2 separate regions of the Mus musculus genome follow, and region 2 is linked to region 1. The links are chromatin loops, found by intact Hi-C in ENCODE. Cell type or tissue: left cerebral cortex. All regions are shown on one strand. Links, peaks and the distances in the headings refer to the core of each region. The heading gives the core; the rest is flanking DNA.

What was found. Hi-C counts contacts between places; a loop is a spot of excess contacts. Peaks named below come from ENCODE experiments on the same cell type or tissue, not always from the same donor. Only the 100,000 strongest peaks of a DNase experiment are listed, where the experiment ranks them.
Region 2: a loop joins it to region 1, with 6 times the contacts of the local background. A loop is called at or near these places in 1 of 42 quality-filtered maps.

Annotation. Positions count from the first base shown.
Region 1 is chr4:59,305,331-59,320,734 of GRCm38, forward strand. It overlaps Susd1 (sushi domain containing 1), which reads right to left. Exons shown (of 17, transcript NM_001163288.2): 16 at 10,382-10,475; 17 at 9,353-10,079. The coding sequence ends at 10,079. Among named protein-coding and RNA genes, the nearest start is that of Gm35578, 31 kb to the left of the region's middle. In left cerebral cortex, for the core only: no CTCF peak of the experiment used is centred there; a DNase peak (open chromatin) is centred at 7,801.
Region 2 is chr4:59,255,448-59,270,851 of GRCm38, forward strand. It overlaps Gm12596 (predicted gene 12596), which reads left to right and starts at 4,604. Exons shown (of 4, transcript NR_105031.1): 1 at 4,604-4,634; 2 at 5,138-5,277; 3 at 7,321-7,785; 4 at 13,054-13,697. It overlaps Gm35578 (a long non-coding RNA gene), which reads right to left. Exons shown (of 3, transcript XR_003955215.1): 3 at 13,756-14,148. In left cerebral cortex, for the core only: a CTCF peak has its summit at 8,204 (motif pointing left); no DNase peak of the experiment used is centred there.

The DNA of each region.
Region 1 (15,404 bases), core at 4,877-9,876:
TGGAGCATGTGTCCTTCTTACCGGTTGGGGCATCTTCTGGATATATGCCCAGGAGAGGTATTGCTGGATCTTCCGGTAGTACTATGTCCAATTTTATGAGGAACCGCCAGACTGATTTCCAGAGTGGTTGTACAAGCCTGCAATCCCACCAACAATTGAGGAGTGTTCCTCTTTCTCCACATCCACGCCAGCATCTGCTGTCACCTGAATTTTTGATCTTAGCCATTCTGACTGGTGTGAGGTGGAATCTCAGGGTTATTTTGATTTGCATTTCCCTGATGATTAAGGATGTTGAACATTTTTTCAGGTGCTTCTCTGCCATTCGGTATTCCTTAGGTGAGAATTCTTTGTTCAGTTCTGAGCCCCATTTTTTAATGGGGTTATTTGATTTTCTGAAGTCCACCTTCTTGAGTTCTTTATATATGTTGGATATTAGTCCCCTATCTGATTTAGGATAGGTAAAGATCCTTTCCCAATCTGTTGGTGGTCTTTTTGTCTTATTGAGGGTGTCTTTTGCCTTGCAGAAACTTTGGAGTTTCATTAGGTCCCATTTGTCAATTCTCGATCTTACAGCACAAGCCATTGCTGTTCTGTTCAGGAATTTTTCCCCTGTGCCCATATCTTCAAGGCTTTTCCCCACTTTCTCCTCTATAAGTTTCAGTGTCTCTGGTTTTATGTGAAGTTCCTTGATCCACTTAGATTTGACTTTAGTACAAGGAGATAAGTATGGATCAATTCACATTCTTCTACACGATAACAACCAGTTGTGCCAGCACCATTTGTTGAAAATGCTGTCTTTCTTCCACTGGATGGTTTTGGCTCCCTTGTCGAAGATCAAGTGACCATAGGTGTGTGGGTTCATTTCTGGGTCTTCAATTCTATTACATTGGTCTACTTGTCTGTCTCTATACCAGTACCATGCAGTTTTTATCACAATTGCTCTGTAGTAAAGCTTTAGGTCTGGCATGGTGATTCCACCAGAAGTTCTTTTATCCTTGAGAAGACTTTTTGCTATCCTAGGTTTTTTGTTATTCCAGACGAATTTGCAAATTGCTCCTTCCAATTCGTTGAAGAATTGAGTTGGAATTTTGATGGGGATTGCATTGAATCTGTAGATTGCTTTTGGCAAGATAGCCATTTTTACAATGTTGATCCTGCCAATCCATGAGCATGGGAGATCTTTCCATCTTCTGAGATCTTCTTTAATTTCTTTCTTCAGAGACTTGAAGTTTTTATCATACAGATCTTTCACTTCCTTAGTTAGAGTCACGCCGAGATATTTTATATTATTTGTGACTATTGAGAAGGGTGTTGTTTCCCTAATTTCTTTCTCAGCCTGTTTATTCTTTGTATAGAGAAAGGCCATTGACTTGTTTGAGTTTATTTTATATCCAGCTACTTCACCGAAGCTGTTTATCAGGTTTAGGAGTTCTCTGGTGGAATTTTTAGGGTCACTTATATATACTATCATATCATCTGCAAAAAGTGATATTTTGACTTCCTCTTTTCCAATTTGTATCCCCTTGATCTCCTTTTGTTGTCGAATTGCTCTGGCTAATACTTCAAGTACTATGTTGAAAAGGTAGGGAGAAAGTGGGCAGCCTTGTCTAGTCCCTGATTTTAGTGGGATTGCTTCCAGCTTCTCTCCATTTACTTTGATGTTGGCTACTGGTTTGCTGTATATTGCTTTTATCATGTTTAGGTATGGGCCTTGAATTCCTGATCTTTCCAAAACTTTTATCATGAATGGGTGTTGGATCTTGTCAAATGCTTTTTCTGCATCTAAGGAGATGATCATGTGGTTTTTGTCTTTGAGTTTGTTTATATAATGGATTACATTGATGGATTTTCGTATATTAAACCATCCCTGCATCCCTGGAATAAAACCTACTTGGTCAGGATGGATGATTGCTTTAATGTGTTCTTGGATTCGGTTGGCGAGAATTTTATTGAGGATTTTTGCATCGATATTCATAAGAGAAATTTTAGTCAGGGTTTCTATTCCTGCACAAACATCATGATCAAGAAGCAAGTTGGGGAGGAAAGGGTTTATTCGGCTTACATTTCCATGCTGCTGTTCATCACCAAAGGAAGTCAGGACTGGAACTCAAACAGGTCAGGGAGCAGGAGCTGATGCAGAGGCCATGGAGGGATGTTCCTTTCTGGCTTGCCTCTCCTGGCTTGCTCAGCCTGCTCTCTTATCGAACCAAGACTACCAGCCCAGAGATGGTCCCACCCACCATCTTATCCCCTTGATCACTAATTGAGAAAATGCCTTACAGCTGGATCTCATGGAGGCATTTCCTCAACTGAAGCTCCTTTCTCGGTGGTAACTCCAGCTGTGTCAAGTTGACACAAAACTAGCCAGTACATTGGCCATCTCTACAACCAACAGCTTTGGCAACTGCCCCCCTGCTAAAGTAGAATTAAGCCCCAGGCTTGCACTGCAAAATCAAGCCACTCTGCCAAAAGGACTCAGAAAAATTGTACAGTAAAATGGGAAGTTTAAAACTAATTGATTCTCATGCAGTTTATAGGCAGAGTTGGAAGATGACCGTCACAAACCCTGTCCCCTGGAGTGCACAGCTTTTACATAAAATCTCCCTTGAGTGTGACTTGCCTCTAACTCACAGAATTTGGCAAACGAAGGGATTTTTTTTTTCCAGATGTAATTGAGGTTCCAAATTAGCTCATATTCAGTTAGTTGAAGAAGAGGCTTGCCAGGGTCTCAGGGGACCTGACTTTGTCTGATTCCAATGAAAGCCCTTTTAAAGAGGCATGACGGCCTCCCTCCCATCAGAGGGTCTCCTTTCTGACTTGATGACATAATCAGTCAGGTTACCGAAGTCTACACGGCCACCAGTAGGTGGCTTCCAGAATCTGGAGAGGTGTGTAGGTCATGAGGTCAGCCTCCAGGTGACAGCCAGCAGAATGTTGGAGGCTCCATCTATGCAGGCACAGGGAAATGAAGTCTGCCAGCAAACTCAACAAGCACAGAGGTCTTTCCAAGTCAGTTCCCGACCCCCAGAAGACAGCACCGCCCAGCCTGTGTCTCCATGTCATCTGTGACATCCGGAGCAGAGGGACATTCTTGGATTAACAGGAAATGAGAGGTGAATAGCGTGGTAGACTCTTTGTTCTCAGCACACCCCCAAATCTCCTTCCCAAAGATGCAGAAAGCCATTAAGAGTCACCAGGCAATGGTGGCGTATGCCTTTAATCCCAGCACATGGGGGGCAGAGGCAAGGAGATCTCTGTAAGTCTGTGGTCAGCTTGGTTAGAACAAAAATTCCAAGCCAAGTAAGGTTACATGGTAAGACCCTTGACTCACCGTGTAAAAAGAAAAAAAAGTATATGGTGTGTGTGTGTGTGTGTGTGTGTGTGTGTGTGTGTTTAGTTTAAATTAACATATGAAAATAGACGCTTTCTTAGAAAAGCTTGGTTTTGTTTGTTTGGAAAAATACTTTGACAGATTACTTATGCAAACATTGCTTATGGCATACACTAGCAAAAACTAAGACATAACTATAGAACTTAATATTTTATTCAGTCTCTTTTTTATTCAAAAGGTAGAATATCATACATACAATTGTGTCTTTGTTTTTCTCATTAAAACGATACATCTTGGCGATCTCTGTATGAGTGCTTAGACTTTTTTGTGTGTCTTTTTTAACTGCAGCATAATATGCCATTGCATATGCAGAAGCACCACAACTGATTCCACCAGTTTCTCCCCCAGAGACATTGGAATGGTGGGTAAGCTTGTCTATTAAAAGCTTGAAGGAGTGAGAAAATGCTTATTTTGAACCTGTGAAGATCAGTCCACAGAGCAGGCCCCACATCGAAACTTCTGGTTAGATGGCCAAAGGCATGTGGAATTATATAAATATTGCTAAATTACCTTTCCTGAAAGTTGTATCTTTTACTCCCACTAACAATGAGTTCCTGTTTTCTCCATAGCCTCTAAAGAGCAGTATCATCAGTAAATAAGCAATATTTCCTGGCTTGAAAAGGGAGAGAAGACATCTTATTATTAATTTTTGAAAGTGATGCTTACAAGTCAAAGGACCATGTGAGGGCTGGGTGAATGGAAAAGAAGTCTGAGGTGGAGGCACATAATAAAGTGTTGTCGTGAAATTAAGAAGACTACAGTGTCCTTTGTAAGAAAATGAATGGAAATGAAGGTTATCATGCTAAGCAAATCAAACCAGAATCAGAAAAAAAAGTGTTGCATGTTTGCTTTCATGTATAGACAGTTAAAAAAAGGAGAACTTGAGCAAATTTTCAGCTTATGTACAATGAATACATCTGTTTCTTAAAAACCCTGAGAACATTCTGGAGAGTATCAGAAAAAGGCTGGCACTTAGTATTTGAGGGGGGGAGGTTCCGAGACAGGGTTTTTCTGTATAGCCCTGGCTGTCCTGGAACTCACGCTGTAGACCAGGCTGGCCTCGAACTCAGAAATCCGCCTGCCTCTGCCTCCCAAGTGCTGGGATTAAAGGCATGCGCCACCACGCCTGGCAAATATGAAGGTTTTGTGTGACAAATAACACAAATAGTTTTAAGACAATATTGTTCTCTTAGGTTTTACTGCTGTGAACAGACACCATGATCAAGGCAACTCTTATAATGACCACATTTAATTGGGGCTGGCTTACAGGTTCAGAGGTTCAGTCCATTACCATCAAGGTGGGAGCATGGCAGCACCCAGGCAGGCCTGGTGCAGGAGGAGCTGAGAGTTCTACATCTTCATCTGAAGGCTGCTAGCAGAATACTGGCTTCCAGGCAACTAGGAGGAGGGTCTCCCACAGTGACACACTTCCTTCAACAAGGTCACACCTATTCCAACAAGGCCACACCTCCTACTAGGGCCAAGCATATTCAAACCATCACAACTGTCCTTTCTAAAAATGATACACTAGCCGGGCAGTGGTGGCCTTTAATCCCAGCACTAAGGAGGCAGAGGCAGGCGGATTTCTGAGTTCGAGGCCAGCCTGGTCTACAGAGTGAGTTCTAGGACAGCCAGGGCTACACAGAGAAACCCTGTCTCGAAAAAAAATTTTTTTTAAATAATAGTAATAAATAAACAAATAAATAATGATACAATAGAAAAATACAAATAAAATATATGGCAGGTAAGCATTAAAATCACAATGATATAAAGAGCTCTTTTGGGGAAAAATGTTTGTGGGGAGAGGGCAGTCCACATGAGAGCAGGTTTTCATGGAGACCAGAGGCACTGGGTTCCCCTGGATTTGGAGTTACAGGCTATTGTGAACCACAAGATGTGAGTGCTGGGCCTTTGCAGGAGCCGTGTGTGCTGGGCCACTCTGCAGCTCTGTAAAGAGCTTATTTGATCAATAAAAGGAATGTATCTTACAGAGAAAAAGGGCAATAGTTCTCAGACACCAAACTACAAAAGGCCAGCCAACATGGGAAACCGTCGAGACATGCATGCAAAACATTAAAGCTCACTTTCCACCTACCAGAGGCACGGCAGTGAACAGTGTCAGTGCCAGCTGCTGGAGCTGAGGCTTTCTACCGGTGAAAGCATGACCCGACTTCTTCACGGAACGTCACCAGCGAGGTATATAGTTCAAGGTAAAATACAGTTTTCATTCCAACAACCTATGCCTGTGAATTTAGTCTAAGTAATAGCTGCATGCAATGCTTTCAAAAGTGGATTTGCTGTGGCTGTAAAGTTGGTGAGGGCTGGAGCACTTATTGCTATTGCAGAGGACCCAAATGGTTCCCAGAGCCCACAAGACGGCTCACAACCATCCATAGCTCCAGTTTCGGGGGATGTAATGCTGTTTTCTACATGTGTGTAAAATACTTATACACAGGCTGGAGAGATGGCTAGGCAGTTAAGAGCACCGACTGCTCTTCCAGAGATCCTGAGTTCAATTCCCAGCAACCACATAGTGGCTCCCAACCATCTGTAATGGGATTTGATGCCTTCTGGTGTGTCTGAAGACAGTGACACTGTACTCATATACATAAAATAAATAAGTAAATCTTTAAAAAAAACAATCATACACATAAAACAAATCTTTTTAAATTATTTACTTTATCGTATCACTGTATAAACTTGAACACAAAAACCACACCCTCCCTCCCTTTAGAAACAAATGCCTGGCCTTAGGCAATGACTGTCATAGACAAAAGGTCCTTAGACTGCTATGCCAGTGGATTGGTTGTTTTTTTTGTTTGTTTGTTTTTTTTTTTGTTTTTGTTTTTTTCTCCTGAGAAGAAAATACAAAAGTAAAAGATTTTGAAAATCAGATTGAGAGTTTAGCAATCAAAAGGGTTCACTGATCAATTTAAATCAATTTAACCATTAACTTTATTCTAAGCTGCCACGATTTTCAAGATAAACACATTGCTCTAGGTTTACCCCAAATGCAGCAATTCCAGGTCTTAGGAAACACTATTCCATTTTCCCTAATCGGTCTCTATTCCTTTACTTGGTTGTTTGTGGCTCCTTCTAGAAGTGATGGATGGTACTGAGCAGTCAAAGGAGAGGCATTGAGAATCCTCTAGGTAATACAGAGACTTATAGTGACATAGTTTAAAGATGACATGATGTTATTTGGAAATATAAAAACATGGCTTTTCCAAAACCAAAGATACATTCTACAGATAGTCTCAGTGGTTAATGCAAAGGCTGGCAAGACTCAAGTCACAAATCTGCCGGCACCAGTTTCTCCGTCCCTGTCTCCCTCTCTAAGTGCCCACCTTTTCTCTCCTCTCCTCTCCTCTCCTCTCCTCTCCTCTCCTCTCCTCTCCTCTCCTCTCCTCTCCTCTCCTCTCCTCTCCTCCCTCCCCTCCCCCCTCCCCCCCTCCCCTCCCCTCTCCTCCCCTCCCTTCTCCCCTCCCCTCCCCTCTTCTTCTTCTTCTTCTTCTTCTTCTTCTTCTTCTTCTTCTTCTTCTTCTTCTTCTTCTTCTTCTTCTTCTTCTTCCTCCTCCTCCTCCTCCTCCTCTTCCTCCTCCTCTTCCTCCTCCTCCTCCTCCTCCACCCCCCCTCTCTTTTTATTATTTTGAGACAGGGTTTCTTTGTAGCCCTGGCCTGGAACTGGCCTCTGCCTCCCAAGTGCTGAGACTAAAGGCATGTGCCACCACCACCAATTTCTCCCTTTAAAATTGGGACCAAAACCCCTTGACATTCCTACCACACAGAACCTTGCAAAGACAGAATGAAAGACATGCCTGTTGCACAAGCAAGTGTGTTCCATGACTGAGCAACACTTCAATTCCAATTTCCAATCTGGAAGATAATTCAAAGCTGGATCAAAATGGTCCCCAAGGTTGGGAAGAACCTCTCACCACCCCCACAGTAGGATTGAGCTATATTTTTAAAATTACATTTATCTTAGTGTGTGTGTGTGTGTGTGTGTGTGTGAGAGAGAGAGAGAGAGAGAGAGAGAGAGAGAGAGAGAGAGAGAGAGGAAAATGTGTGGACACGTTCACACCACAGAACACAAGCGACATTCTGAGGACAACTCACAGGAATCAGCTCTCTCCTTCCAGTGCATGGGTCCCAGGACTCCATCTCAGTCTTCAGACTGCTCCATCTCTATGGCTCCAGATCTAGCTTTAGTGACTGGGCCTCACAATCCAGATCAGCACTGTGGTCTATGGAGGGTCCTTTGTCTCAGGTTTTTGACTGCATTTTTCCCAGGACACTAGTAAGTTTCCTAAGAGTCATTCTACACGTTGATTGGGAGTCAAGGTAAGGAGTGGGGAAGGTATTATCATGTAAAAAACGCGTTCTTCACACTGTGGGAAAACCATTTAAGAAGAACAGCAGGAAAATGAATCGAGGTTCTTGCAAATACCACCTGCTCCTGTTGGGTGTGTGCCCAGAGCAGCTCCGCATCGCAATTTGGAACAATCAGAGGAAATAACGTTTGTGTGGTCACTATTTTTGCAGCTGTGGATGAACTCCTTTTACATTTATTTCTACACTGTACAGGCTAATAGTCTACTTACTGGTTCACCAGTTATTGAATCCAAGTTGATATATATATATATATATATATATATATATATATATATATATATATTAAACAAGTGAGATTTCTTCCTTTCAGTGGTAATTATGTTAAGTCCCCATGTGGGCATCTTGGACAGTTATTCTAGAATGCAAAATTAGAGAGCTGTAGAAATAGTGGTCCTAAATTGCTATCTATGGTTAGCTACTCAAAGGACAGAGCACTCTCTTACTAGCAAGGACCAGCAGCTGCCATCGAGAACACTGCCTCCCTCTGCAGTTGAATAGAACACTTTTTTTCCCAGTTGAGTAAAAAAAAACCCACCATGTTGGAACATGTGTGGGCTTTATGGACAGTGTGATGGTATTTGAGTAGGTAAGCATCAATGATTTCGAAAGAACAAAGAAGCTGATAGCTTGGGCTCATGATTCAGGAGTCTGGGAAGCATGACACAGGCATCTTCTTGACTTCTGATGAGGGTCTCTTGATGCTTCAAAGCTTAGTAAACCCAGAAGGAGGGCTGGACTCAGGAGTACCACATGCTCTTGTGGTAACTAAGCCAGTCCCATCAGGAAGGAACCAGTGCCTCCTGACACTCAATTCAGCTTGTAAAAGTCTCAGTCCAATCAAATTTCACCAAGAGTTTTGTGGAGACAAATCACATTTATATTATAGCACCAGGTTCCCAACAAACACCCCACAAGCAAGCAGAAAACACCCCAGCCATGACCCTGCTGGTGCACAGTTCTAGATCCACACTCTTCTGTGTTCCACCCTGAGGTTATAACCACACCCCTTTATTTCCCATGCTCTTGTGTATGTCTAGCAAGGGAGGGGGTAGAAGAGAAAACTCACAACCTTGGAGTTGAGCTGTCTGTTTTTTTAAAATATTTTTTTATTATGTATTTTCCTCAATTACATTTCCAATGCTATCCCAAAAGTCCCCCATACCCTCCTCCTACTCCCCTACCCACCCATTCCCACTTTTTGGCCCTGGCGTTCCCCTGTACTGGGGCATATAAAGTTTGCAAGTCCAATGGGACTCTCTTTCCAGTGATGGCCGACTAAGCCATCGGAGTTGAGCTGTCTTAAGAGAAAAAGTTAAAGAATACCCAAGGGTTTTAAAAGTCAAACTTAATACACTCTACCTGTATATCCACATGGACAGTAAGCCAGCCTGGCCTATAGCTGATGTTTCATGGGCTATATGAACACAGTTTCAGTCATGGTTACTGGGATGTACGTAGGGTATGTTAATCACTGTTCTTCCTAATTCCTAAAACTCGTGTAGATGCTGACCGTGCGCTGGATGCTGCTTCAGTCCACTGTTCCTACATTACCACAAAACCCAAATAGCTCAAGGGAGGCACAGAACAATTTTATAGAAAATGAGTAAGAAAAGGGGGACAAAAAAGAGGAATGGGGAAGAAATTACAGAATGGGTTTTTCTGGAAAGCAGACATCACTTTTGGTCTCACACAAACGACAGGAATTATATCAAAGCCACGAAGGGAACCTGAGAGAGTAGCCAGGCTATTGTACTTTCTGGTATAGGCCAGGGGCGAATCCTAAAATGCTTGAAACATTTATTCATATCTATTCATATTTGTTCTCTATCTGGTGAGCTCCTTCATCAATTCCAGCCCAGACTTAAGCCCATCTCATTACCTGTTGAGGAGAACAGATCCTGAACTAGTTAGTAGATGAACTAATTAAAGGAAGAGGCAGAGGTTCAACATCCAATGTCTATGGGACCTGAGTCACAGGGTCTGTGGCCTGTCCACATCCAGTGTAAACAGGGGCTGACTCACAGGGTCTGTGGCCTGTGGTGTTACATTGGACATGAGTCTTGAGGTCACAGATATACAACTGATCCAGAAAGCACGAAGCACACATAAACTGCTCCCAAGTTTTAAGATTCCACAGAGATGGCTATCATCTCAAATTCAGGAATGAGGTCATGCTGGGTTGGAGAAAGTTTCAGCCCCACACCAGGGCTTAGGATGGGAGCCACACCACAGACGGGCCTGAGAAGCTGTCAGAACATCTGTGCATCATCAAGTCAGTCTTCCCAGGCTGAGCCATCTAGACAGAGACGGGGGAGAGAGGGCACAAACACTGCACACCCTGCTGTTTCCCCATGTGTGGCTCATGCCCAGGTCCACAGAGCCCAGGCAGGGAGGCTGCACAGGAGACCAGCCTTCCTGCTGGACTGATGGGGTGGTCATCACTATTCCAGCTTTTCCTACTCTCAGCTGCAGGGTCAGCCACACTGTCTCCTGGCTGCCTGAGCCCCGACCCTCCCTCATGCCCAGCTGTTCTGCATGACTCCTACCCCAGCCTCCCCCCAATTCCACTCATTCTTCAAAAGTGACAGTCTCACATACCACACTGCTGAGAAGGAGAAGAATGCAAGGATGGTCACAAAAGCCACGGAGCCCAGTCCAACACCCACCATCTGCTGCGCTGTGAGCGATGAGTCTGTGGGAAGAGACCACATGATGAGCCCACAGCACGTCCCATCACCACATCCCATCACCACGTCCAGTCACGACCCTCCTGGGAGAGCCATATCCAACTGCGCACATTCTGTTTTAATCTGAAGCTGGGCTTCACTTAACAAAGAATCCCAAGAATGCCTCCACAGAGCCCCTGCGTCCCCAACAGCTCCTGTGGATCTCAGGCCTCAGGAAACCACAGTTTCAAAGTATTTCTATCAAGGAAGCATAAAACCAAATCATACAGGGGAGAAAAAAAAGAACCTAAACTTGTGGACACACCAAAGCTACGTGAGGCGCGCTGTGTGCAGATAGATCCTCACTCCGGTCACTTTGATAGATTTTTATGGGTCACTTCCTTGCTGATGGAAGAAGTCATCCTGCTATCATTGGACTGCAGGCTTCAAAAATGTTAGTCAGTTCCAGTGGTCACATATAAATTTTATAAATTATAAAACCTCTGTTTTCACTACATTATCAGCAGGATAGTAGCACTCTGCTCTGTCCCACGGACTCTCAAAGGCCATGTGAAAGTCCTCAGAACATGTGTTCTATGTAGGAAACGTCACATGACAATTTCAGGGCCATCCCTGATTACAAATGGAAAACCACTCACATTTGTGGTGCACATTTGGTTCAAGAGACTTTATTTGGAGTTTCACGTCTCCAAAAAAGCTGTGATTTTTATTAGAAAACACGCATTTACCAGTCTGAGTGGCACACACTGTTGTAAGCATCTCACACAAGCTAACTCAGGCTCCTGTGGCAGTTAACTTGGAATGCCAATTCGGTTGGGTTAAGGGGTACCTGGGAGGTTTGGAAAGTATACTCCAGGGTGTGTCTGTGAGAGAGGGAAGACCCACCCTGTATATGGTCATCATTATTCAATAAGCCAAAGGTTTGGGTGAACAGCAGCAGAAGAAGCTGGCTGGCTTGGGCTTGCTTCCCTCTCTTCACTTCCTGGCCACTGTGAGATGAGCCTGCCCCAGCAATGGTGAGCCACCTCATTCAAGCCAGAGCAATGGAGCTGGTTGACTCTACACAGACTCCCCTGAAACTGTGAGCCCAGTCACATCTCTTACTCGCCTAAGCTGTGTTGTCATAATGAAAAATTAACTCGTGCATCTGCTAAGAAGTGTTTATATTCCCTTCTTCACAGGGGAGAGTCAGAGGCACAGAGTAATTAAGCCCAGCTCAGATATCAATAACCAGTTTAAGAGCAATTTTGTTCCAGTGGAAACCCTGTGGGGTCCAGGGCACCTGCAAGCACAGACATGGAACACACCACTTTTAATAGTCAAGGAAAATCCACTGTCTCAAAAAGTGTTACCCCAAGACTTTCTAGAAAAACATGGATTGACCAGCTATGGATAGATACACCTATAATCCCAGCACTTAAGAAGTCGAGGAAGGAGGATCATGATGTCAACCTGGGTTGCACAGTAAGACCCTATCTCAAAATTATGATAAAAGAAAAAAATTATACTTTTCATATTCAGAAGAAGAGGGCCTTGGCATTTTAGGATGTGAAATTATCAAATGGAAAGAGGCTAGTGAAAAAATTGGAATTTACTTGTATATTTTATGTGAAAAGACTTGACTATCAGACATCAAGGAGATGGTCTATTAGCATAGGAAAGAATATGGTAGAACAAAATACAGTGCACAGGAACAAACCCAGCCCCATGAAGCCATCTCAAAAGTTGAAAACTGGAATGAGGGTGTTCACGTCCTATCTCCACATCGTCCCTCTCTAGCAGTGGGACTTCAACCAGTGCATTGGCCATTGTCTGTTTCAGTTCCCACACTGAGGGATGCTCTAAGCACTTGAAAATCCTAACAACAGCACCCGCCTTCCAGGGTTACTGTGAGAAATAACGACTTGCCACATAGTACCAAGTCAGCATGGCAAATGTCAGCTACTGTCACCTTTTGTTACTATCGTTTTGTAACTTTCAAATAACTGAATGAGCTGATAAATGACCTATATCTGGAAAGGAGGAAAAATGGCTGATTAGAATAAAGTGATTTTAATCACTACAGCTGATTCCACTCATCAAAATCAAATTCAGGTAGATTAAAGAGATATGCTGAAATATGAAAGAACTGGAAAATGTTGTTGAATATATTTATATAATCTTAAAGTGGGTGAGAATTTTCTGGTTATATTGATTAAAGTGGGAGCCTTATAGGCAACCACACTTGAAAGTGTGTATTTTATATACACAAAACTACTACAATAGCTAAAAAGCATCATTTGCACAATCAGCGAGGCTTTGGTTTTTAAGAGAAAATGACCCCAGCACTCAGGAGGCAGAGACAGAAAGATTCCTGAGTTCAAGGTCAGTCTGCTCTACAGAGCAAGTCCAGGACAACTATGGTTACACAGAGAAACCTTGTCTCAAAACAAAACAAACAAACAAAAGCAGAGAGAGAGAGAGAGAGAGAGAGAGAGAGAGAGAGAGAGAGAGAGAGAGAGAAACACCGAGGAACAGAGACAGAGACAAGGAGGGAATATAGCGTTGGAGATAAAGGGGTTAAAGAGATTCTGGTACTTTTATGCTCTGAACACTTCTCCAGTTTTGGTTATCAGTATTTTCCTCACCTATTTCCTCCACACTTTAGTCTTTGATGAATGAAAATGCTGAACTGAAGGACCGTGGACTGGAGTCCATGCTGTGTGAGCTGTGGATTTGCTCATCAGGAGTTACTCCTTAGCTAGCTGATGTCGGTTTTGCATTGTTCTCCAGCCCATTCCTAGGCCTATCTACCGCCCTCATATCGCACACTCTGTCCACAGCGGTACTGTTAACTGTTAGCAGAAGTCAAAATACACTGCTTTCTGTCCTACTTCCTTGGCCAATGAGTGAGTCTGTGAGAGGAGAAAAGGGGAGACACCCGGGGCCCCTCATGCTCCACACTGACTCATTAGAGATGCTGTCACTGTTGCTATGCATGAGAGCCAAGCCATCACTTGGGCTGGCCCTGACTTCAAGCTACCTTCAGAATGGTGGCGCCCTCTTTGTACAAAGTCCTTGTTTACTGCTCAGCCCTAGCCTTCTCTTCCAGGTCTCACAAAGGTCGCTGGCAGTTGTTTATCTGGCTTAGTTGGAAATTGTGTGACTCCGCTGAACTTTAAACAGGTGGGAAGATACTGACACTCCTCACACTGCAGCAAGACAGAAGCAAATAGGAGCTGAGGACGCCAACTTTCCCCTGACCCATCCACTAGCAGCACCCACCTCCTCAGTGAGACATGCTATCCCTTGCGCTAGACATTACTATTGAAAGTCAGTGTTAAAAAGTAACCTTTAGGCTGATGAGACGGAGGAGCACAGGCTGCTCTTCTCCACTAGTGGAATTCAGTTCCCAGAACCCCTGCTAACCAGCAGCTCAGGACCACCTGTAATGACAGCTCCAGAGGACCTGACACTCCATTCTGGCCTCTGAAGGCACTGCTCCTATATGGCATACACTCACACAGACACCGTCACATACACAGATATAAAAGAAATAAGAAAGTGCCCTTTATTTTGCATAGCATCCTTGGATTTTGGCTCCCAGCACGGGTTTCCAGTCCTTGGCTACAGGTCTTTCTCGGTTTGCTAATCATACAACCTCAAAGTCTACAGCAGCGCTCATGGGTGTGGCTGTACAGTTTCATCCTCTGCGAATGCCTAATAAAATTTACAAGTGGCCACTCTGAATGATAGGCTTTTTATGGTCTTGCCATTCTCGGGCTCCCCTCCCTTCCAGTCTCATGCTGTGGGGCCTTTTATTTTCCCTCTGAATCATCTGCAGAATATTCTCTTAGAAACTCATGTGCTGTTAGTCATTCTTAGAGAAAGTAAATACACTTGAACTATAGCCCTCCTCTCTGCAGAGACTCTGCTTGGGAGCAAACGCAGCTTCTCTTTAATCTTTTACTGATAGAAAGACCACAGGTGTTGAAGAGGAAGTTAGACCCTGTGACAATCTTGACGACTTCCTCTGGGTGTGGGCATTATGTACACAGGTATGGTCATTTCCTGAAAGCAACTGTTGCCATCCAATGGTAGAAATAAATTAATGCCATGATTCAGTCTGGCTTGGGACACATCCAGAGAGCAGTTGGTACATTCATTTGAACACAGAAGAATAAGTAATGATTTAGTGTGTTCTTTTTTTTTCTGTTATTCTTTTTTTTAAAATATTTATTTATTTTATGTATACGAATACACTGTAGTTGTCTTCAGACACGCCAGACGAAGGCGTCAGATCACATTGCAGATGGTTGTGAGCCACCATGTGGTTGCTGGGATTTGAACTCAGGACCTTCGGAAGAGCAGTCAGTGCTCTTAACCACTGAGCCATCTCTCCAGACCTTTCTGTGTTATTCTTATCTGACTTCTCCACCATGGGCAACACAGAAAAGCGGGGCAAAGGAGGCGATAGATGCAGAGGTAATGTTTGATAAATGCTGAATTCATTTTATTGTAATCTCACACACTGCTCAGCTACAAGCCCACCCATTAGCTCAGTCCTGTGGTTCCCGGTTTAGGCACACTGTGACGGGTTCTCTGCTCAGCACCATCACCGTGTGTTAGTGGCTCACCCTCCCATCTGAAGGCTCTGGGGAAGAAGGCTTCAGAGTTTGTCCCCACTGTCAGCTTAATTCAGTCCCTTGAAGTCGCAGAACTTGGTCCACATTTCCTTATGGTCTATCAGCGAGGTCTGTCTCTGAGCTCCTGCCGACCACCTGCATTCCTTGCTATGTGGCTTTTCAAAGCTAGCAGAATATTTCCAGTGTCAAATATGGCCCACCCCTAGGATCTTCAAGACTTAAGTTCTGACCTGTAGACCCAAGTTTAAGGGTTTGTGTGACAGGTCAGGCTTATTGGAAGAATCTCCTTGCTGAAGGCTGCATCCTCAG
Region 2 (15,404 bases), core at 5,944-10,943, 49 kb before region 1:
AAATAAATAAATAAATAAATAAATAAATAAATAAATCTATTTTTAAAAGATTGGTTATGCTTTTGAGAGGGGGCTCATGGCCATGGAGGAGTTGCATGGAGGAGGGGTAAGAGTGGAAGTGATGTAATCACAGCAGTCATATACTCTAGAACAATGTTTAAGTTAGAGAAAACATTTTTATATTCCCAATAAGATCGTTCACACTCATTTATAGTTAGTTCCTATTTCTCCTTTCAACTCTAGACAATCACAAATCTACTTTCTGTCTCTGTACATTGACTTGTTCTGGGTATATTTTACCAGTGGAACCATTAAACATGTGAGGATTTTGGGTCCAGATTCTTTTGTCTATAATGTTGTTGAGGTTCATCCAGGCAGAACCATGTACAGTATTTTGTTTCTTTCTATCACTGAATAATATTCCAGATATATGGTTTTTAAATGGGACAAGAATAGGCATTTCTAGTTAATGGATCCTGCCTCTGGGCTTTTCCTGGAAGAGCTTTTTAGCACTACCTCCAAGGCTCTCCCCGCCCCCCCCCCCCACACACACTTTTTGAGCAATCTTTTTCTCTGTCTCGGTGGAATGGAAAGTGTGGGTCATTCCATTGTGCTTTGGACAACAGGGTGTCTCGGAGATCAGATCACCTTAACCCATGTCCTCTGAGTCATGCCGTGTTCTTCTCAGATTGTAAGTGCTCTGCAGGGAGAGATCCAGTCCCCAGTGACCACATATCCTCTCTCTCCATGAACAACACTGAGCAGAAACCAAGCATTTAAGAAATGCACAGGAGAGATGCTTGTGAGGGGGCCACTTGAGACAGCTGGTCCTTCTGTGGGTTTCTGCAGCTGTTGGACTCAGAGCCTGCTTCCTGGAAGCCTTAACACGCTGGGCTCAACCATGCGTCCTCATTAGGCCACTGAAAGGCACAATAAACAGTTGAAAACAGAAAAAGGAGATCTGCTCAATGTGGATACACAGGGAAGAGGAACAAAAAGATTCAGCGGCTCACCCCGAGCTAATCTCTGGAGTCCTGGCATGAGACTTAGTTTCAAATAGAATGCAAGAGGTAGTATGTATGGATGGCTAACCCGTCCAGGCCAAGATGTGATTCCACCCATCATTGACCTATTATTGTCTTAGCATAAAATTGTCTTGTGAGGTGGTCTGACAAATTGCAGAATAGAACTGGATGCAACCTCTTTCTAGGAGGTGAGCTTCTCTTCTGCTGGCATCAGGTGAGCATCTCCTTGCCTGGCACCAGCCTTCATCCTTGTCTTTCCCTGGCAGTGGACATCTAGGGAAGTTCCAGTTCCTTGAGACTCTTTGTTTCAGTGGTCTGAGAGCCACCGGGAAGAATCTAAGAAACGCCTTTGAGCATCTTCCTTCCTGCCAGGGCAGCTCCATGCTTATTGCCCAGTTTTCAGTCCAGTTGTTTCGTGCTAACTGTTCATTTTACTGTGCTGACAGTGAGCAAGGACACTAGACAACACTGGTAGCAAGCCAACAGCCCTAAGGTCTCACTCTCATGTGTCCCTTCTGTCACTTCCTGAGATATACTAGAGACAGCACAGCCTTGTTCCAATGAGCTGGCTACCAGTGACCTTAGGGAACAGCAAGCATGCTTGGGTTGTTAGGGAGGCCTAGCTCCCGACTCCCCACTCTGTCATCTTTCTTTCTCTCCACATATCTTCTTCTTCGCCTTCTCTTCCCACTTCTGCGACTCGGTCATAGATGATGGGAACCATGCCAGTTCAGAAGAGTTTTGGTGAGAGTGAGAGGTGCTCTGGTGTTAGCACAAAGGGCTCGCTGAGCAGATTTCACAAAGGTGCTGAGGCCCCTGAATTTAATGCGGATGTTGCTGGGAGCAAATCAGCAGCCCAGTGTGTTTCACTGATTTGTGCCGCTCAAGTCCCAGCGAGGAATTGCTTCTTTGTTTTTATTTTTATAGTGTCTACATTAAAACATTTATAGAGTTCACATAGTCCTGATCTTTTCTTCCCAAGACAGGGTTTCTCTGTATAGCTCTGGCTGTCCTGGAACTCACTCTGTAGACCAAGCTGGCCTTGATCTCAGAGATCTGCCTGCCTCTGTCTCCTGGGATTAAAGGATTGTGCCACCACACCTGACACTTGTCCTGGTTTATTGGGGGGTGGGGTGGGGATCAGGTTTGAAGATGAAGCACTAGGTGTGGCCAAGCAAGCATCCTCCCTACCCCCACCCCTGATGGCCATGTTTGCCATAGATTTTTTTTTTCTCTTATTCGATTTTTCTTCTACACTCACACATACTACCCGCCTACCCCTGAGGCACTCAACTCCTGTCCTTTTGAAAGGTGCTGTTCAGAAAGGTTTGTTCCTGGAACCTGGGAAGGCTTGACAGCTGATGAGTTGATCAGAGACTTCAAACTGTCTGCCCGGAATGTGAGGACAGCTGATCTGCCTTTAATCTGCCTTCAATGTCTCTTTCTATCCGTTGTAGAGTGCAGTTGCTAAGAAGATCTGGAGGCAGCAATGGTTTGGCCTGGTCTTTTGAATGGGGCCTAGAATAGAGAGGTTTAGTGGATTGCTTTGTATACTTAAGAACAGCTTTATGGTGCTTAGTTCAAAGCTGTGGGTGGGAACTGCTCAGTTTGGTGGCTGACAAAGACGTAGCTAGCAAATACTATTATTTCCATGATGTCAGTAACCCTGACTTCTGGCCCTCTGGTCAGCTTCTAGCAACATCAGTACCCTATGTGCTGGCCTTCCTTTAACCCTTCCACATCAATGGCCACCTCCCTGTGCTCTGCATCCTAATCTCTTTCTAATGCCTGGCTTCAGCTGTTTCTGATACTGAGCTTAATAAATAATACTGTAAGCCAGGTCTAGTGGCACACATCTTTAATTCCAGCACTTGGGAAGAAGAGGCAGGCAGATCTCTGTGAGTTCAAGGTCAGCCTGGTCTATGGAGTGAGTTCCAAGGCAGCCAGGGCTGCACAGAGAAACCCTGTCTTGAAAACAAACAAACAAACAAAAGACAAAAAGCCCACTGTGCCTGGTCCCGACTCTGGTTTCCGTCTCTGGTACGCTGATTCTTGCTGCTCCAGGCCACCTTAGGCTGTGGAGTTCTGCCCCAAGCTCTTGTGGGGCAGGGCTCTCATGATGGATTGCCACTCACCGGAGAACACAAGTCATCTGGCTCTCAGGACTGTCTCAGGTGAGGGAAGGACTGCATTGGGGGGGCAGGAGCCATGCTACAGCTATTGTTCCCTCCTCTCCCTAGTGCTTGGTCCTCTCTGGCACACAGTAGGTGCTCTATAATATTCATCACATAGATAAATGGATGCATGGACAAACAGGTGAGGAAAGAAATGATGGATGAGGACCCGAGTGGTAAAAGCTGTTTAAGTTTATAACCTCCTAGTGTAACCTTCCTGGTAGAAATATGGCCTGCAAAGTGACACAAGCTGCTCCCTTCTGTTCTCTGACCATTGAAACAATGGATTGCAAAACATTAAAATGTCCCAGGAATCTCATGCTGGAGGGAGAGAAAAGCTGCTTCCCAGGAGAAGAGCTTTCAGTTTTGGCAACTTAGCAGAGCACTTGGCAAGACAGAAGCTGAGATAATATGGTTCAACAGTGGGTAGGGCCACACTTTGACTAGGGCCACTTCCTTATGCAGGCCACTTGTCTCCTATTTAAACTTGAAATCTGACAGTACCCTGAGTCTTGGGGTCGCTGGACCACTTTGGTCCACTTCCTGATTGGGCCACATTGAACAAAGCCTCTCTGCTTTTCACTGTCACGGGAGTCTTTAGTTGGCATCTTGGGAACAGGTGACTGAGTCCAGCTTGGAGGGGCTTCTGGAATCTGGGCTTTGACCCTAAAGTCCACTCTAGTGCTAAGTGTGTTGGTTTCACTCTTTAGTGAGTAGCTATGAAATGGAAGAGAGGCCATGTGCTGGCCTTTTGGGAGAGGACGTCGGGAAGACTTCCTTCAGTCAGCCTCTGTATAGGAAGGTTTCCCAGGACACAGTGTTGCTTGTCATGGGTTGCTGAAGGGTAGGGGAAGACAAAGGTGACAGCAGCATTGTCAGTGCAAGGCCTGCTAGCTCCCCAGGTGACAGGCCTGCCTCTGACTGGGAACTGACTCTAGAGCAAGCCAGGAGCTGTGTCCTCATCTGAGACTTTCAAAATGCAGCCACAAAGGCTGCAGACTAGGGGTAGTATAAAACCGACAGATACCAACCTCATTGAGGGATCTTCCTCCACTATCTCCCCATTGAGTTTCTCCTGTCTCTTTTCTCTGCAAGACGTGGCATGCCAGGCCTCAGATCTCCAAAGAGACAAAGTAGCTGTCCTTCCCTCGGGGGCAGCCACAACTCTGCCAGCACCCAGCCTATTTGTCCCATGAAGATGAGTTACAAGCCCCACTGGGGGCTGTGGGTCTCAGGTTCCAAGTGCTGCAAAGTGAATGGCTACTTCTCTTCTGTCCATGTGACTGTCTTCCAACAAAACTCAATTCTAGTCAGATGTGAAATGATCAGGCGATCTGCCCAAGTCCCCAGCCAATAGGTGGCAGAGCTGTAGTTAGAAGCCAGGAAGTGAAACCCCATTTCCCTAGATTCTGATAAAGACACAGGGAGGGAGAAGGTACCTGCATATGTTTCCTCTTTTTTTCTTTTCTTCCTTCCTTCCTTCCTTCCTTCCTTCCTTCCTTCCTTTCTTTCTTTCTTTCTTTCTTTCTTTCTTTCTTTCTTTCTTTCTTTCTTTCTTTCTGGGGGAGGCAGGGGGGTTGAGACAGGGTTTCTCTGTATAGCCCTGGCTGTCCTGGAATTTAATCTGTAGACCAGGCTGGCCTCAAACTCAGAAATCCACCTGCCTCTGCCTCCCAAATGCTGGGATTAAAGGCGTGTGCCTCCACTGCCCGGCTTCTGCACGAGTTTCTTTTGGAACTTTTGAGCAAAGCCTCTCTAGGGAAGGGAAACTGATTTCTGGGTAGAGCTAATGTGGCTGTCTGTTGTTGGTTTGTTTGTTTGTTTGTTTAACACGATGAAAATTTAAACTTAGGTGTTTTGGGTTGTTGTAGTAGGTTTTTTGTTTGTTTGTTTGTTTATCTTTTCAAACCCTGAGGCTTAAATTCTTTTTCTTCTTAGTCGAACCGAAGACTTTGTTTTTTTGTCCATTTGTTCTTCAGCCTTCCAAAGAGAAAGCTCTCGGTGAGACTGCCTCCAGATGTCCTCACGTACACTTGGGTTGATAAAAGCCCGACGTGTGCACCACGAAGATGGACCAGGCAAGCCTTGCTAATGGACTGAACATGGAGGGAGGGAGAGAAATGGGGGGGGGGGGGTGCCAGGAAAGCCACTGTCCACATCAGTTTCCTTTTGATGCTGTGGTAAAACTCAGCAACCTAAGAAAGATGAGCTTGTTTGGTGTTCCAGTTCTGGGAGGATAGTTCCATACTACGGAGAGGTGTGGCAGCAGGCAGCTGGGGCAGGAAGCTGGGGAGGCGGGAGGGCGCACATCCTCAACTGCAAACAAACAAACAAACAAAAAGCAAATCGAGCAAAACCCTCAAAGCCCACCCCAGCGACTCACTTCCTCTAGCAAGGTCCCACTTCTTAAAGGTTCCGGAACACCTGGGCCTACGGAGGATATTTCCCCTGCCAAACGCTTACACATAGGGTTTGAGTCCATCTGAGTGCAGGAAGGGGGAGTGGAAGGAACTTTCCAGCAGGCTAACTCACAATTCTAGTTCCTCATAAAGGGGGCTCCCTCCCCAGGTTAACACAAAGAGGAAACAGAGCTCCTCACCCCAATGGAGGTGAGAGGCTGAGGACCACTTGGGACTTCCTGTGTGTACAGCATCGTTGGCCACTGTGAATCAACAATGACCAGAAGCTTCCAACGAGAACCACAGAAAATTATGTGTGCAATGCTTGATCAGCAATGGTGCCAAAGAGATGATGACACACGCGAAACCGCAGTAACAAATTATCACACAGGAAGAAGCCTGAGAGCAAGGCACCTGTGTTGAGGCTGCTCCTGCCCAGTTCCCTGTGGGCTCACACACCACAGTACCTAGCAGATCTTAAAGGTTTCCTCCTGCTTTTAGTAAGCATCTACTTTAGATATAAGAATAATGGTTTTTTGTTTGTTTGTTTGTTGGGTTTTTTTTTTTTTTTGGTTTTTGCGAGACAGGGTTTCTCTGTATAGCCCTGGCTGTCCTGGAGCTCACTTTGTAGACCAGGCTGGCCTCGAACTCAGAAATCCGCCTGCCTCTGCCTCCCGAGTGCTGGGATTAAAGGCGTGCGCCACCACGCCCAGCGTTTTTTTTTTTTTTTTTTTTTTTTTTTTTTTTTTTTTTTAATGCCAGGCACAGATAAGGGAGACAATAGTGACCGTGGGAACCTTCTAGAATCTTTCAGGTTAGACCTCAAAGAGCCTACTCCTGAACACAGAAGTTTTTTGAGACCACCATAATAATTGATGTGAATTTTCTTGCGGTGCACTCAGATGGAAGAAATGGCTCAACTCTTTGGCTACAAGATCAGCGTGCACCGGAGGGCCCTTGGCCACCGATGAGGGGCGCATGCTGCATTAGTGATGATTCTGATGTCTTTGTCATTTTGACAGGCTCCTGTTGTGCACTCCCTTGCGCGCCATCCAAGAGGCAACTCAGTGCAGGGTTTGAGTCTTGAATTCAGGATGGCAAATACTGCTGCCTAGATATTTGTTTCCTGGGAGTTCCCCCAGAGGTCCAGGGATGCCAAACATGAAAATACAGGTCGCTCATTATATGGAGGGTGTAGTTGAGGGATAGCACATCTGCATAGCATGTAGGAGGCCGTGTGTTCAGTCCTCACCACTACAATAGAAAGCCAGGGGTGGAGTGAGGAAGGGAGAAGGGAGTGGGTCAGCTAAGGACGGAGAAAGAGCTGTACTCCCTGAAGCAGTTTCCCCTCTGAGAGGGCTGGGTCCAATCCCCAAGCCTGTTCAGACCTCTATCCCGAGGAAGTCAGCTTCCTTATTATGCATTTAAGTTTCAAAGTCCTGGGGAAACTTTTCTGATTCATCTTTCACCTTTGCTCCCGTAACGACAACAACAACAGCAAAAAAAAAAAAAAAAAAAAAAAAAAAAAAAAAAAAGAAGGAAAGAAAGAAAAAGAAAAAGAAAGAAACGGAAAGCTTAGGGCCAGGAAGCCTGAGGTTCTTCTGACTGCCCCTGATGCTCAGCCTAGGAGAGGAAAGTGAGCAACCACAGAAGGAGAACCAAATCCCTACTGCTTTCTCCACAAATCACCTTGCCATTCTGTTTTGTTTTGTTTTGTTTCAGAGCTGAGGACCAAACCCAGGCTAGGCAAGCGCTCTACCACTGAGCTACACTCCCAACCCCTTCACCTTGCCATTCTGACCTGGAAGCAGTCAGTGTTTGGAGTTTGGAAACTCTTTTTCTTGTAGGAAAAAGTGCTCTCCCCGTGTCTTTGAAGGTGGCAGCTTGCAGAAAGGAAATGGAATGGAGCAACACCATAGCAGAAGAAGCAGCTTGCTTCAGACTCTCTCAGGCTACAGGATAGCTTCCCCAGAGAGACGATGGATATGGGCCAGAGGTCAGCCATTCACCGTGAATTCACACATGGAGAGAAGAGCTAGTGGCCTCGGCAGCTCTCTTCCTGATCGGAGCCTTGGCTGTTCTTCTTCCAAACATTCTTCCAAATGTTCCACCTGCACCCGCTCACCTCTGTCTCACCTCTGCCGTCGTGTTCAGACTCGGCTTCACATCTAACCCTGGCCTTGATCCGTGAGTTCATCTTGTCTTTCCCAGCTCCCCTCACTCTTCCCCAAAATTCAAATGCTCTCTTACACTGTATTGAACCCAGGGTCCTTCTTGCTAACTTGATGGCACCAAATTGCACTCAGTAGTTAGTGTTTGTACTGTCTCAGAAGCTAAGGTCAAACCACCTGGGGCCAGCTCCAGACCATCTAGATCTGACATGACAACTCTGGTTTGCTGGAACTTTCTGTGGCTTGACTTCATCTTTCCCCTTTCCTGGAACCTGAGCAACTGACTCTCCAGCAATTTAAACCCCTCCTTGTTTAAATGAGGGAGAGAGCAGAATCCATTTAACTGCTGATCTCAGTCCTAGTATGGAACGCCAACCACTAATGGTACCAGTTGCCCCTAAGGCTAATAGCACCCTCTAGTGACAGACTAACTGTTGCTAAGAGCACTGATAGCAGCTGTAAATTACTAATATTTCTGGTGCTTATTTTTCTATTTAGCTTTATATGTCCTATTTATATTAATAACTTAACCTTGCATAAATCCATCGAAGGAAGCATGATTATCAACAGCATTTACCAGTTTACAGATAAGGATAGAGATACAGAGAGATAAAACCACTTGTCCAAGGTCAGAGAGCTAGCCAGGAGCACAGTCATATTTCAGGGACAAAAGGCAGGTCCCACCCACTGCTAACATCCTCCATTTATCCCCAAAGAACTTCTTCCTAGGCCAGATGTCCTACAGGCCTGCCGAGGGGAAGAGTCCTTCATCCCATACTGAGCAGGTAAGATGAGAGGACTAGGACTTCTGAACAAGGCACCACTGCTCCAAGGATCCATATTTGTCCTCTCAAAGCTGTGTATCCAATGCTGTGATTAATAATCTTTATGTAAAGGACAGCAGAGACCTGAAGTAATGCTTACTCTTAGACGGAGACTTTTGAAACTCTCAGAGTTACTGGCTCCCAAATTGGGATTCACAGGTGTAACGCACTGTGCTACGTGGACTGTTTCTGAGTCAAGCTCTCTCCTAATCTAAGGTGACATCAGTGGGAACTGCTGCACTGCTTTATGTACCACGGAGACAGGAAAGCGTGCTGACCACTAAGCCTTATTTTTATAGTAAGATGCGTCAAGTTTAGAGAGGTTAAAATGAGGATCATGAAAAACAGTTGCATCCATGTTGTTAGGGCAAAATAACTATCTTTATAAAGAGCTTAAGTCAAGAATCTATACACAGTGATATCTCTCTCAATCAGTGTTAGATAGGAAGGTGAGTTATTCAGTGATCTTGTGTTTCATCTTAGCAGAAGGCTATATCCCAGGGTTTCACTGACTCATGGCAGAGTGACGTCTAGATCAACTCAATGATCTGGTTTCGAGGAGCTGAGTAGGTCAGAATAGAGTGAGATGTGAGTGCTCCACTTGCGTCCGAGGGAAGCCCTACAGGTCTGTTAGGGCAGGACAAGAGATCTGGAGCCCCTGAATTCTGCAAACAAAGCCTAGTAGGTAAAGTCTGGGTGAGAAACTCACTGATACTTTAACAACGAAGGTGTGAACGGGCAGAGTGACCAGTGGGGACGCGGTACTCACTGTCTAAGACAGAGTGTTTGTGTCCTTAAAGGTGTTGGCATGATGGAGAGGTTGCTCCACCCACCAGAAAAGGGAGAAAAAAAGGTTGCCATGGCAACTCCTTCCCTGTGAAGTTTTTTGAAGAGTGACATGCCCTTGTTCCTTTCTCAAAGCTATTCTTCTCTACTCTCCTTTCTCATTGCTCTTGATGCTACACTTTCCAATATTATAGTTAGGACCTGATCCGGAATGAGTGGCTAGGACTCCTAGTCTTTCACAAGGAGTGGAAGCCAGAGAAAGGACACAGCAGGAGACAGTAAGGTAGGCAACTCTCCTAAATGAAGAAGATGGCAGAAGCATTCCTTGGTGGGTTGGGGTTACATGATGCAGAAGGCATTCACCTACCTCAGAAAGTAGGACCCACCCACCCCTGACCTCTCCATGATGGCAGAACCTGTTTTAGATAGGCATAGAGGGAAAAGAGGATGTGGCTTGACTCTACACAAGCTGTGTTGAAGAGGGCAGTCACGGTGATAAGGGTGGTCTCAAAGGCTGTGGCTTCTGCGTCTTTTCAGTATCTGACTAGGGGGTTTCACGGTTCGGAAGGCTCAGGGAGGAGACCACGTATTTGTTAGTTTCCTGTTGGCTGGTCACTGTGGTTTGCCTGGATACATCATGTGTGAAGCATGCTCAACACTGACACACACACTCTCTCTCTCTCTCCCCACCCCCCACCTCCTTCCCCCTCTCTCTTGTAACAGAAAGGTACAATAAAGCCATTTAAAAAAAGGCTGGTTTGGGAGAAATCAAGAGTTTCATACTGCGCCTTTAGTGTCTATAGTAGTTGAATCTTTTTAAAAATGAGAGCAAAGACATAACTCACAATAGCAAGCAAACCATTTCAAAACAGAACTGCTGGATTCAAACCCAGTCTCAGGAAATGTCAGAATGCTTGCTTTCTCTAACAGTAGCTGACATCACATTTTGTCTGTAGAAGTCAAGACTCTCAAGCCGCAGGTCACTTCTGCCATGTGAAGGCCGGAAAATGACAACTTCCTATCTCTTGAGGCTTCTGACTAACCATGCGATTTTTAGATCCTCTTTGCAAGATACTCCATGAATGTCAAAGGCAGCCCCTTGCTTCGGCCGAGGCTAAGCACCATTCCTTTGCTTTTTGACTAGTTGGCATTATTGTGCATGCAAATATACAAAAACCTCACTGAAGTGGAAATTTCTGGGTTTTTTGGAAAGTCAGTTACATCAAATGATGTTTTGCTGAAACAGACACAGGTGAAAGGATGTCCTGCTGAAGCAGACACATGAAAGAATGTTTTGCTGAAGCAGACACAGGTGAAAGGATGTTTTGCTGAAGCAGACACAGGTGAAAGGATGTTTTGCTGAAGCAGACACAGGTGAAAGGATGTTTTGCTGAAGCAGACACAGGAAAGGATGAGTGATGTTTAGAAGAAATATAAATATGACCCCACAGACAGTGGGAGCTTGAGCATTGGTTCGCTTTACAGATGACACGCATATATTGGTTCACCTTACACTGCGTTGCTTAGCTTCACTTGTGGTGACTTCATAGAGAGAAATTCACCAGCTTCTTGCTGCTTCAGAGGACTCGGGCTGATTGGCAGACCTTGGGGTTGCTTCTGGATTGAACCGCCCTTGCTGAATTGTGAGGTGTCTGCTGAGTGGACCAGACTGCAGCTGCTGATTCGTGTTTGGTGTTTGCTAGGGGACTGGACTGAGAACAATGAAGATTGGAATTGCTCCAAAGAACTATTTCTAAGCAGGACTGCTTCCCCCTTATCCTAATAGCCTTTCTTTTCCACTACCTCTGGTGGATGGTGTGCTAGAGGGAAGGTCGAACCCTTATTAAAGTAGGTTGAGAAAAATATATGCCTACCCATCACCCTGATTTGGTTGGTTTCTTTGAGCTTTAACCAAAGGCACTCACCATGCACTGAGCATGCCTGCCCTCCTTTAGTGCTGGGGACAGTCTTCTACTTCATGGGCTTCCCTTTGCAAGATTTTCCTTTACCTTAAACACAAGTATTCTGGCCTACAATGTACTATGTAGCTTAGTTTCACCTCGGGCTTACAGCAGTCCTTCTGCCTCAGCCTCCCAAGTACTGGGATTTTAAGTGTGAGTCACTATACTAAACAAAACATTGGACTTTCTAGGATTATATCTTGTTTTTGTCTCTCTGCCCACCATCCCCATGATGGATGTATTTACTGGATTTTTTCTGTGGGGGTGGGAGATGAGCTAAAAAATCAGGTGAAGGGCTGGAATGATAGCTCAGGGGTTAAGAGTACTTACTGCTTTTGCAGAGGACCAGGGGTTCAGTTCCTAGCATCCACATGGTACCTGAAGACCCTCCCCAACTCTAGCTTCAGGGGATCTGATGCTCTCTTTTGACCTCAATGGACACCTCCATGCATATGATATACTTACATACATGCAGACAAAATACCCATACATATAAGATACCAATAAATAAATCTTAAAATGCAGGTGAATTTACCACCTTCCCAACAAACCGGTCTCAGAGAAAGCATGGCTGTTAGAGTTTGGGCTTTAAATGTTTTCCAAAGGCCCGTATATTACGTGACACCAACATGGTGTTGTGTAAGAATGGGAGAAAATGGGAAGTATTTAGGTCGTCTGGGACATGTCCTCGAAGGCAAGAGTAGAGCCCTGGCTCCTCTTCTCTTCCCATTTTCTGGACCATGAGCGCTGTTCCACGTGCTCTCACCATGACATATGCTCTCATTATAGCAAGGCCGATTGATCACAGACTGGAACCACCAAAACTGTGAGCCAGAACAAACATTTTTGTTTGTTTGTTTGTTTTTTGTTTTGTTTTTCGAGACAGGGTTTCTCTTTATAGCCCTGGCTGTCCTGGAACTCACTTTATAGACCAGGCTGGCCTCGAACTCAGAAATCCACGTGCCTCTGCCTCACAAGTGCTGGGATTAAAGGCGTGTGCCACCACGCCCGGCTCCAGAACAAACATTTTTGCTTTGTAAGTTGATCACCTCAGACGTTTGCTACCGTGACAGAAGGCTAGCTGACAGGTGAGCACTCTTACACATCTTCTGCCCCCTCGCTTGTCTGGGTGCTCTCTCACCAAGTCTCCAACTACCCCAAAATATAGTCACTGAAAGCAAATATTTATTTTATGGATGGTTTTATGGGCCAGAAGGACTGAAGGATTTGGCTAAGCAGCTCACCTCTGATCTGCGTGTCACCAGCTGGATATGTGGGGGTGGAGGTCATTTTTGCTTATATTGTCTGGACCCAAGACTCCACCTCTGTACTTTATGTGGCATCTTATTCCCCAGGGTCTCTCCTGGTGGTCTGGGCTCTTCACAGCTTATTGTTTTAGGCTTAGTCACATTTCTTACATGGAAGCAGGGTTCTAAGGGTCAGGGTATATGAGGTAAGGCAACTGGTATACTGTAATTGACACTGGCACCATGTAACTTCCATATTCTAGTGTCCAGAGTCAGTTAGGGCCCACCCAGGTAAGGAGATGGATGAGAACAGAGCCAGGATGCAAACACATCTGACATGCTGGACCACACAACCCGTCACCACATCCATATGACCTTAGAAGTAATGTTTTTAAAATTATTTATTAATTTAATTTAATTTTAATTTTATGACTTTAAATGCATTATATGTATGTGTCTTCATTAGGGTTTTACTTCTGTGAACAGACACCATGACCAAGGCAACTCTTATAAGGACAACATTTAACTGGGGCTGGCTTGCAGGATCAGAGGTTCAGTCTATTATCATCAAGGTGGAAGCACAGCAGCATCCAGGCAGGCATGGAACAGGAGAAGCATGGTACATCTGAAGGTTGAAAGAAGACTGGCTTCCAGGCAACTAGGGTCTTAAAGCCCACATCCACAGTAACACGTGTACTCCAGCAAGGCCACACCTCCTAATAGTGCCCCTCCCTGGGCCAAACATATACAAACCACCACAGTATGCATCTGTGTGGGTCTGTGCATGAGTGCAGATACAAATGGAGCCAAGACTGCTGGATCCTCTGGGGCTGGAGTTACAGATAGTTGTGAACCATCTGATGTGGAGCTGGGAACTGAACTCTGGTCCTCTGGAAGAACAGCGTATGCACTTAACCACTGAGCCATCTCTCCAGCCCCAGAAATAACTTTCAAGTGCCTTGGTCCCTCTCCTACTCTTCTGTTGATGACTGAAGGCCACTCCAGGATTTCTGTCTTCACCTTCTGGCTGGCTTTCATGGCTCTCCCTGGGGCTGATAGAGATATCCTTTACAAAGACAAACTAAGTTTATGTTGACTGACCTTTTATTTTGGTTCCTGTGTTGGTGAGTTTTCTGTGTTGCTGTGACAAAATAACTGACTCGAAGCATTTTCAGGAAGGAAGGGTTTATTCTGGCTTACAGTTTGAGGGACTATATTCTATCTTAGCAGGGACGGCACGCACGGTGGTGGGAACAGGAGGCCAGCTGGTCACATGCATAGAGAGATGACCAGCCATGCTTGGCTTGCTTGCTTCTTTTTACGTACTTCAGGACCAAGCTCATGGGATGGTGTTTCCCGAGTTTAAGGTGTGACTCCTCACTTCAGTTAGCTTCATGAGGTAATTCTTCACAGACATCCCAAAGACCGGCTTCGAGTGTAATTTTCGATCTTTCTCAAGCTGGATCTTCAAACCATCACAGTTTCGAGATATTCTCAGGGAAATCCCAGTCCTCTTACTTAAGTGTCTATACCCAATTCTTCTCCTGCTCTTCACTCTGTACTTAAAGCAGATAGAAAGTTTCATTTTGTTATTCTTTGAAATTTTAGAATGTATAGAGAGTATTTTTATTATATCCACTCCTATTCCATTCCTTCCAACAACCACCCCCCACAGCCCATCTCTTTCCTAACTTCGTGTCCTTTTTTATTTCTAAACACACTGGGTTCAGTGAGCATTGCCCATATGCACATGTGTGTGGCCCCTCACTGGGGCATTGGCAACTTACCAATGGCTACCTCCAAAAACAGTTGACATAGCTGTTCAGAGTACTGAGAATAAATGGCTGCAAGTGTTCATCAGCAGGACACCACCAACACAACCCCACTCCATCCAAGCCTCAGCGAATGTCACAAAGGAGGGAGAAGGGAGGAACGTCAGAGCTGAGGAGAGCTATGATGTGCCACTCTCTGGATATGATGTGGTTGTTGCACACACGAGCTCACAGCAGCTGTGGTTGCCAGCACAAGATCTGTACAAGATCAACCCAGTCTCAAATTCCAGCATTAAGTGGGGAGGGTCTGCTGACCCCGCCTCCAGCCAAAAGTTCTGTGTTTTGAAATCAGACTGTGAACTCATGGCCTTTTACCTCCAGGCAATTCCACATAGTCTTCCCTCTTCCATCCATCTTCACAGGGTTTCTGTGTAGCCCTGGCTATCCTGGAACTCACTCTGTGGCCAGGCTGGCCTCGAACTCAGAAATCCGCCTGCCTCTGCCTCCCAAGTGCTGGGATTAAAGGTGTGCGCCACCACGCCCAGCTGCCAATTTTTTATTAGGTATTTTTCTTCGTTTACATTTCAAATGCTATCCCGAAAGTTTCCCATACCCTCCCGCACCCCGCTCCCCTACCCACCCACTCCCACTTCTTGGCCCTGGCGTTCTCCTGTATTGGGGCATATAAAGTTTGCAAGACCAAGGGGCCTCTCTTCCCAATGATGGCCGACTAGGTTATCTTTTTTTTTTTTTTTTTCGAGACAGGGTTTTTTCCTCTGTATAGCCCTGGCTGTCCTGGAGCTCACTTTGTAGACCAGGCTGGCCTCGAACTCAGAAATCCGCCTGCCTCTGCCTCCCGAGTGCTGGGATTAAAGGTGTGGCTCGACTAGGCCATCTTCTGCTACATATGCAGCTAGAGACACGAGCTCCGGGGTACTGGTTAGTTCATATTGTTGTTCCACCTATAGGGTTGCAGACCCCTTTAGCTCCTTGGGTTCTTTCTCTATCTAGCTCCTCCATTGGGGGCCCTGTGTTCCATCCAATA